Linked DNA regions of Homo sapiens: region 2 is linked to region 1. A link is a contact called in ENCODE Hi-C or POLR2A ChIA-PET data. All regions are on one chromosome and are shown on one strand. Each heading gives the region's core, a stretch centred on a gene start or an enhancer-like site at or near the end of the contact. The rest is flanking DNA. Distances are from core to core; before and after follow the strand shown. Region 1 overlaps PCDH9 (protocadherin 9). Region 2 overlaps PCDH9 (protocadherin 9).

What was found. A loop is a pair of places that touch in the nucleus more often than their neighbours do. ChIA-PET counts read pairs that join two places held with the same protein, here RNA polymerase II (POLR2A). Pooled maps may share reads with other maps.
Region 2: a map with no recorded cell type shows a loop between it and region 1 (5-fold over the local background). The contact joins two enhancer-like sites. A Hi-C loop is called at or near these places in 6 of 37 single-sample maps with no recorded cell type and 7 of 50 pooled maps. POLR2A ChIA-PET finds 5 or more read pairs at or near these places in 1 of 52 experiments (OCI-LY7).

The regions. Positions count from the first base shown.
Region 1 is chr13:66,992,171-66,996,732 of GRCh38, reverse strand. The region is part of intron 2 of PCDH9 (protocadherin 9); the gene reads left to right. PCDH9-AS4 (PCDH9 antisense RNA 4) reads right to left here. Exons shown (of 3, transcript NR_046637.1): 2 at 452-511. Among named protein-coding and RNA genes, the nearest start is that of PCDH9-AS4, 3.6 kb to the right of the region's middle. Within about 2 kb of position 2,377, at least 8 of the 41 ENCODE cell types and tissues checked have a DNase peak (open chromatin) inside an H3K27ac peak, as active enhancers do.
Region 2 is chr13:67,046,570-67,051,131 of GRCh38, reverse strand. All of the region lies in intron 2 of PCDH9 (protocadherin 9), which reads left to right. Among named protein-coding and RNA genes, the nearest start is that of PCDH9-AS4, 58 kb to the right of the region's middle. Within about 2 kb of position 2,176, at least 3 of the 41 ENCODE cell types and tissues checked have a DNase peak (open chromatin) inside an H3K27ac peak, as active enhancers do.

The DNA of each region.
Region 1 (4,562 bases), core at 1,128-3,627:
TTCATTCAGGGATTTCATAATACTATCAGTTTACTTGTACATTTATTCAGTAAACATTTTTGTGTGCTTACTGTATGTCAGTTTGGTACTAGGCACTGAGCATACACATAAACTTAATTTATAATGTTGATGCTATTTCCTTTCTTGAAACACTCTCACACTAGCAATGCTTATTAAAATTCTTCACATATCAAATTACTTATTCTTTAACAATTAAATTTATTTAGTTTAAAAGTTGAAAGAATGTAGTAGAATCTTTTTTCAAATATCTCTTTCTCTGTGAGGCCTACCTCACCCACCCTAATTAAAACTATAATCACTCATTCCCAGCATGAAGAACTCAGAATCCCAACTATCCTGTGCTTTTTCTTTTTTTTTTAAACACTAATGTTCTAACATGTCATATAACATATTTATTACTGTGTATTGAATATTACTTGTCTGTACTCACTAGAATACAAGCTTCACAAGGGCAGAGAGTGGTGACTATTCACCAATGTACTCCAACTACCTGGAAAAATAGTAACATTCAATAAAATGTCCCGCTGGTAAGATATTCTCTTAATGAAACCTCTTCTGAGAACCCAAGCTTCAGTTTACATAGCACTTTCCTTGTGCCTCTCAGATAAGACAGAACATTTTCCTTTACTGTATCTTCCCATTAAATACAAAGCTCTGCAAGACTAGACAGTGTTGTTCACATATTTGTATCTTCTGGAGAGTTTAGCCCATCAGCCGAATTAATTGCAAATAATTATTGAAAAAAAATAAATGAAGTTAATACAATAATTCATAGTATACAGAGAAAATAATCTGTATCATTTTTCAAATATTGTGACCCAGTTGGGTCTAAGTAAATTATTGTTTTCTTCATTTAGGTTCTTTTAGTTTGAATTCAGTATATCAGAGGATTTTTAGACAGCAGTAATGCAGATGATATGTTCTCTCTGAACTGCTCGAGTATATTTGATATACATAATTTTTCAATCTTTTTATAGAATGAGATTGAGGTTTGCCTGAAAGAAGAAAAGCTCAAGAAGCAGTAGTCTTTGCTACAGGAAGACACACTATAACAGATGTTCTTTTCTTTTTTTATAGTCACAGAAAACCATCTTAACTTTGTGAAATTAAAGGGTAGAACTGACACAAACATGGAACAATTCTAACTTCCTAACCCAACCTCAAAACTTAGGGTTTGAAAATTGGTTACAGCTGTTCCTTTCTGTTTCTTAGGGTTTTGTTGTTGTTACTGTTGTTTTTTTCCCTTAGTGGTGGACACTTTTATGCACCAGCACTCAAGCAGAGTCTCTCACTGCAGGTGCATTTACCATTTGGGGACCGTGCTGCCCTTGTTTTGTTAGCCTCAGCATTTTTAAAAACCTCACTTCGCCCGTGGTGCTTGTGAATATATCACTGTCCACCTCTTTTGCCTTTTGTATTTACCGTGTCTTATGCTTCAGCCTTTCCGATGCCCTTGAGAAGCCATAACCATGCTTTACATTTGAAAGAGTGCCAGCTCATTTAATCAGGCTGAGTTTGAGAGGCATGGATGAATTTATTCTATCTAACATTTAATAAAAAATAATTTAAAAATGTGACTTATGCCATGACATGCTTAGCATTACCCTTCCGGGTTTAAATTTGAGAGCTGTCAGCACCCTCCGTGGTCTGGAAACTGACATGTTATCAATCAAGTGCGTGGGTGACAAGGCCGCTGATGTCCTCCCAAGGCTCTTGTTTAATAATTAATTTTTCATTGCAGGCATGTTCCGTAAATGGATTACAAAACTTAAGCCCGTTTAAAAGGTTTTAGAAATTCATTATTAGTTTTAAAAGATGAATGCACAAATTAACTATCCATGATAGATGAGGCATACCAAATATAGCCAGGTCCTATGTGGTTTTGGCTTATATTTATATATAGCGTAGAGTAGGGTAAAAAGTCAGTACAGTTTTATAGAGAATGTCACTGAAGCACCGAGGAAGTGATTCTTTCAAAGGAGACTCAAAAAAGGAGATCAGATGACAAAATTGTGCTTTGAACATTTTCATCTTTTCTGTTGCTCTCAGAAGTCCCCAGCCATCTAGCCTCTGGACAGGCTCAGCTCTATTTCTGGAGTCAGTACCTCAGCTTGTTTTTACCACAGAATAATATTATGATTTAGAATGAAAGAATTCTTATCAGTTATCACATCTTAATTTCCTTAATTCAACGTCAGTGCCAGTTTTTAAGCTGTTATCTTTCAGCTCCAAACCCACCAGCTTTGTGATTCCCCGGGCTAGTCTCAGCGCTCTGCATATCCGCTTTGCCATCTGGCTTCTTAATAAGTTTGGCCAGTAGGGCACGCTAGAGGGAGACCGAATGGCGGGGTGAGGGGAGCTACTGCGTCCGGCTTTGCAGGCCGTTCCTTTCAGGGTTGCCGCAGCAATGGCACTTCATCCTGGCAGCAGCCATTTGCTGGTTGCAGTGCCAGTTTCTTGGTTTCTTTTTTGCATTCCTGGAATCAGTTTCATCACTCTCTCTTGGAGTTACCAAGAGTCGCCAGTCAGTTTCCTCTCCGTGGAAGGCTGAGTCCCAATTCCATAGGGCTCTGTGCCAGACTTTTAGTCTCTGATAACTCCGAAATCCTTCCTTCTGTTTCCTAAGCTCTACAGGTATTCTAGTTTTTCTCGCAATTTTTCATTACTAGGCTACATCAGTGTCCTTTTTCTTTCTTTCTTTTTCTCACTTTTTATTTGTACCTTTAGTCCTCCAACAATTAACAATTCCCCATGTTAAATTCTCTCTGTTTAAACAACTAACGGGCTCTCTGTATTCCAACTAGATCTCGGCTGATGCAAATGCCGTAGACAATCAATCGATCAATCAATCAGCAAATCCAATTTCCCTCTAGCCACTAAAGGGACTTAATATAATTGAATGATTATAGAATTCTGATCCCATTTATCTCAAGCCATTGAAAATATTTTTCGTGTGATTATAAGATACGTAATTTTAAAAAATGATTTTCTAAATCAGGATTCTTACCAGATTATTTCACAGCTTATTCACTCATTGATTGCTTTCCTCCCACCCTTGTTAGCTTTTGTATGCCTGTCCTGCATTTTAAACCAAGGTATGAGGAGGATAAAGTAAATAGTAAATGGTATGATAGTGGCCAAAACTTTGAATCTTTTTCCCTATTCATCATCTTTGTGCAAGTTGGTAGGGAGGTCCACTAATTCAGCCTCCCCATTCCCTGTCCCTTCAAAGTAAATCAGAAGCTTCAGGTAAAAAGCAGAGAAGCTACCCAAGTTCTTTTCATTTATTTTATCATCATACTAATAATTTTGCTTTCTGAAATGATTACTCTTACAAGCAGCAAATATATTTTTTAGGAAGTTAGAATTATTGATGTCACGTTTTCATATTCAGTATCCCAAGTAAATATCAGGTAAATTCAGGAAAATAAATACAACCATTTTCTTGGTTAATTGTTTTTAAATTTAATATATGTTCATTTATTCTTTTAAATATATATTTCATAAATGGTGACTATGTATTCCATGACATAAAAACTAAGTATTTTTAGTGGGAAATTCTTTGTGGAATCACTGAAATGATAACTAGTGTTAGCAATACTTCTGTTTCATGAGACGAGTCACTTTATGAAGATTGCAAATTATTTTTTGTCCCCTCTAGAGTTCATTTCATGGGAAATTTAAATTTTATTGTCTTAACTTTAATGTTAAACATTTCCTTCACATATGGTATGGCCAGACATGTTTTCTTCTTTGCTGCTATTTTACATTTTAGATGTAGTCCATTCAGGATCTTTTTTTTTTTTTTTAGGAGTCAGAGCTTGAAGTGACGCAACACTTTCACTCTTTATCTCTGATTTACATGCTAATAAAGACAACTGATAGACAATATGATATACTTTGGCCCTAGAAGATCCTTAATGAGGAAATTCTGTGGCCTGTTTTCTCTTCTGTGCTATTTTTTGTCTTCTAAGGCAGGCATTTTTATCAGTTCAGTTTGTTGCTGTGACTAGTTCAAACTTGTTCAGGGCTTTATGCCTGAAATAAGTAATCAATTAGCCTATATATATAAATATATAACCAACCATTACAATTATCTAAGAATGTCAGGGAGTTGTGAAGTGGAAACAAATTAAAGAGTTGCAAAATTAAAAGAGCTCGTCTTCCAACAGAAGTGTGCTGACATATATTAAAGAATAAATGAATTAAAGTCACCAAAGAGGAACAGGAGTTAAAAAGAAGACCATTGTTTAGATGGAGTCAGGCTGGTGCACTGCCAAGGAAAGCAAACAGGATTTCTGAAGGCTTGGTATGAATTTCAGCTTGCATCATTCCGCTGGAGGGGGTGATTTCCCCAATATCATGTTAGATCCATAGCTTGTTCTTGACAGAGTGGCAGTACCTTTCCTCCACTGCACTCTCACCACTAGCATAGATGTAAAACACAGTAAGTACTCAGAAACTACTTGAAGAGTGCAGTTATCAGTAGAGATGATCGAAACATTTGTTTTTCTAGGGAATATCTTTGCCTTTCTTCTTCC
Region 2 (4,562 bases), core at 927-3,426, 55 kb before region 1:
GAGCAGGTTATGTTTATGGAATTTCTAAACATTAGCTGAGCAGAGTCTGATCCCTTGTGCTACTGCGTCATCATTTGTGGCCATTAATATAATTCAAAAACCAAGTGAAAGAATAAGATTTTGAATCCCCCAAAGATCTATATCTATTGCTTGTTGAGCTTTTAGTTGTATTTTTTATTACTAACTCTTGACATGTTTGTATATGCTGAAGATTTCAATTAAAATAGACAGTAGGGTGATATTGAATCAATACATGTTGTTTTGTACCTAGGGAAGAAGAAGCAATATGAAATATGGAAATCTGAGAGAATGTAAATGCTCTAGGATCTGCTGTGAGACATACACTCCTGCTTGTCAGACAGACATGATTTTTAGAGCAGAGAATTTGCTGGCTTAAAGAAGACAACTTGCCAGTTTCATTAGTTTTGTATCTTACGCTAGACAGAGTCACTGTTCCAATCATTAAAGTACCCATCCTAAGCTTCCATTAAGTTTGAGCCAAATGACAACATATTTTAGAAGTGCTTTGTACAATAACAATATGTAGCTGCCTACTGCTTATAGATGAGTAAGCTTGTGATAACTTTGCTAGACACTGGGTTCTACTCTTTTTCATTCTTGCTTAGGTTTAATTAACATGAGCATGCCAAGAACATAATTATTAGTGCTTCTTATAAGTACCTGGTGGAGATCACATTAAATGAGAGTCATTCTTAGAATAGACAAAAATTTGCAAATGTAAACTAAAATACCAATATGGTAGGAACTGAGTAGGTGGGATCACCAGTTTTCATTATGATAAAATTGCATTTTTTTTCCCCTACCTGCTCAGGAGTGTTTGGAGAGTTCAGACAGATTAGAGGAAAAAAGCAATGAAGTGCTTAAACATATTTAAGGAACCCTTCATAATAAATGCTATCAGATCATTGGTATCTCTTGCAACCAAATTTAGGATGGAAGATCTGCCTGCAAATAGCAAATCTCCAGTGAAGAAAATAATATGTTTTTATTTTTAAAACCAAAGTATTTCATTATGTTGTGTCATTCTGTGCACCCCACACAGTATCAGCCTGGGATTCAGGAGAACCTGCAGGAAATCTTGTGAGAAACATTTAAGGTCAACTAGATAACATTTTCATTCTCTATGATTCCCTCCGAATTTACTATTGTTCATTCTGAAGTCATTGTTCTCAGAAGGCAAGAAACAGAACAAACACTAACTGTTGGATATCTTGTCTTGTTGTCTATCTGCAGAAATATTTGGCTGCATGCAGTTCTGCAGAACATAGTAGAAAAAAGTATTTATGTTTATAAATTTTGTGTTTTTTCCTGAACATATTATTTTCCTACAGACTCTTTAGATTTCTTAAACTGCTGAGGTACAAGAGTTTCCCAAATTGGCAGTTATTGCTTAGACTGGCAAGGTAAATATCTCCTTTGTTTGAAAATTTAACTCTGAAGAAGATATGGGGATATTCAGAAAGCTACCAGTAAGTGCTCGGTGCCTTGTTTGAAAGCACCTGGCTCCTTTATCGCCATCCTCAGACACAGATTCTTACAAAAGGTGTTAATAAGTTCTTGATATATACATATATGCCTCTTGGGCTTATGCTCCACCAACAATGAGGCGAGAACTATAATAATCTGCCCCTTGAGAAAACTGTTCATTGCTGGGAAGAAGAATCTGATGAGCTTTCCACAATGATTGGAATAGGTTTTATCCCTATTGTTATAGATGTCCAAGTGTGAAATATTATATAGCAGATGATTTGTTAATTTTTCACAGTTTACATATTGCTACTGTTAGAAACATTGTCCTTAATACATCCTCATAAAACATTAATCAGAACTGTATAAATGATGTGCTCAAGATTATTTTTAAAGCAATGTACTGGGCCCATGAACTCATTAGCCCTATGTTGTTCAATTTTTTTTTCTAAATGTATGCACAAGTTTTAAAAAGTACAGAAAGCATAGTATTAACAAAAGGCACTTTTCATTAGAACAAGAAGTACTGATTACGGAAGGCTAAATGTTAAAGAGAACAAACATTTTTTAATTTTATTCTTATTAGAAATATCTGATTACAATGCACTCCTATCTACAAAGTAATTTGCCTTTCAAGGGTGACTCAGATTTTTGGTCTCCCAAGGCTTTCAGCACATGGCAACACCATAAACCCTGTAGTATTTCAGTGTTGTAATGTCTTCCAGCAGTTTTGCTTTTAACTCAAGCTGTCCTGGGCCTTCATGTTTGCCTGCCGGTATAACAGAAGAACCCCAGCAGTAGATTTAATTCTAGAGACATGATATGAACACCTACTGTGTGCAAAACCGTGTGAGTCACTGAGCAGGAAACACCTGTGAGTAAGGCAGAGGCCCTGTCTGTAAGCTGCCCACAATCTAGTGGGAAAGGTACAGGCTTTACTGAGCTTTTAATTAAAGCCAAATAGCTTCAGAGGTAGCAGGCCCAGCAAAACTCCATTCAGCTCACATTTGTTCTATTCCCCACCCACACATTTACTGTTATCTTTTGTTTTCCCATGCAGTCTGATTTCTTTCTTTTGGCCTCCTTCCTCTGAGGCTGAGAATATACATCTGTGTGGGAGGAAATGCCCGGAGTTACTGTACAACCACATGAAAAACAAACAGAAGGGACAGGCAGCCTGCTCTGCTTTCAGCGGCATGGCCTTATTCCCCTTCACTCTTGACAGCGTCACTTTAGGCCCTGAGCATATGGGCCAGGGCTTGTCTTCAGAGCCACTTATGGCACATATATAAAATTTACTGTACCTTCCTGGAAAAATGCAGTGTTTGCAAACCACTTGGGAGAGGGATGGATTTATGGATGGGGAAACATATACCCAGTCAAGCTATTAAACACTGGTTTCCATGCCATTTTCAGCCACTAGGATATGAATGAGGGGCTCTCATGTTAGGCTCTAAGAAGAGCAAGTCTTTGGATCCTTTTTGAAATAAATTACCTTCAAAATCTCCTTTAGGGATAAAGCAATTTCACTATTCACAGTTTAGAGTCCTAGGTTTTTGAGGTCGATGGTCAGGGATCAGCCAGTGGGCAACACATGTAATGGCAGACATAGCAGGAACATTATTTTTCTGTTTCTGAAAAGAAACACAATATCAGAAACAGCCTTTTCTTAAGTAATTAATCCCCCTAAATTGATTTTTCAAGGAAATCCGGTTCATAAATTGCACTGTACTTTTGTTGGTAGATAAACTGGTAGCGTAGAGTGCTTTTGGTTGAATGATCTTAAAATATTCATGTGGGTCCTTAAATCAACCTTCCAATTTGGCATTAGCATTCCCATTTCACCATGCAAGATATTTTTAAAATCAAGAGAGTTGGCTTTTGATGTAAGTAAGCATATATTAGAATACAAGAACTTGGAGGCATGCTGTTAGACCTTGTTTCACTTGGAATGATAGAGTACATTTTAACTAATAGGTTTAATTTTACTAAAAGGCGTTACATTAACTCCTCCCTGAATTTATCTATGAAACTGTATCAAGAATGTCTCATGGTGAAACCGCAAACCCAAATTCATAGGCAGCAGAGTGGGGGAAAGAAATAAAACATTCACAGAGAGGATCTTCTGGATGTCAATTGCCAATGAACAGAAGGAGGAAGAGTCCTTTGTATGTAACTATATAGTTTGCATCACTTAACCTTTAAAGTGTTGTGTGACTTATTTATATATGAGAAATATAAATGCCACTGTTGTCTATTGCAGATGTCATCCTAGTTAAAGCTATTATTAGAAAAACATAACTTTAGTATTTAAAACTGTTTTCTTTTTATTTGGGTGGGGTTCAAGGAGGGAAAAGAATGGCAAATGCATTTTAGCAGGTGCTGCTTACTATTTAACTCCAAGATTTCATCACAGTGGAGCTTGTAAGCACCATGCCCTTTTGGAAAAAGGCATTAGAGTGGGTGTTCAGAAATCTGAATTTTAGCTGCTTTTGGCACTAGTTGTGTAACCAAGAGTACATCATTATCCTGGGCTAAGTGCTTCTCCCTCTTTCCCCATTAGCACTTTAATACGTAATATATGTATCATATCTTACACATATCTTGTTCTTACTATGCAGGCATAATGGCAAGTCATTTATATGCATTGCTCTATTTGAAATGTTCTATCGGAATATTTTCTAGATTATACTGAAATCATCTGTTCATGAGCCTAACTCTCATATGTGACAGAGATTGTCTTATTGACATATTAGGTGCTTAGAAAAATTTCTTAAGCTGAGCTGACCTTCTGTACCCTTCTCAGTTGTTTGTGTTTTTATTCTGTCAGATAAAAATAAGTTTATATTTTCTCCTCCTCAGGATGAGGAGGATTTTCTTAGTGTGTTTTTTCTATTGTTGTTAAAATATATTATGGCATAGTCATTTTTGGTTTACATTTCCTCTATCACAGACCATTGATATACCAATTTTATATTTATAGCTTAAATGACTCACTCAGACACAGTGAACTAAATATATTCCCTCAATAGATTGTTCATAGTGATAAAATAAATGAAAAAAAATCCTAGATC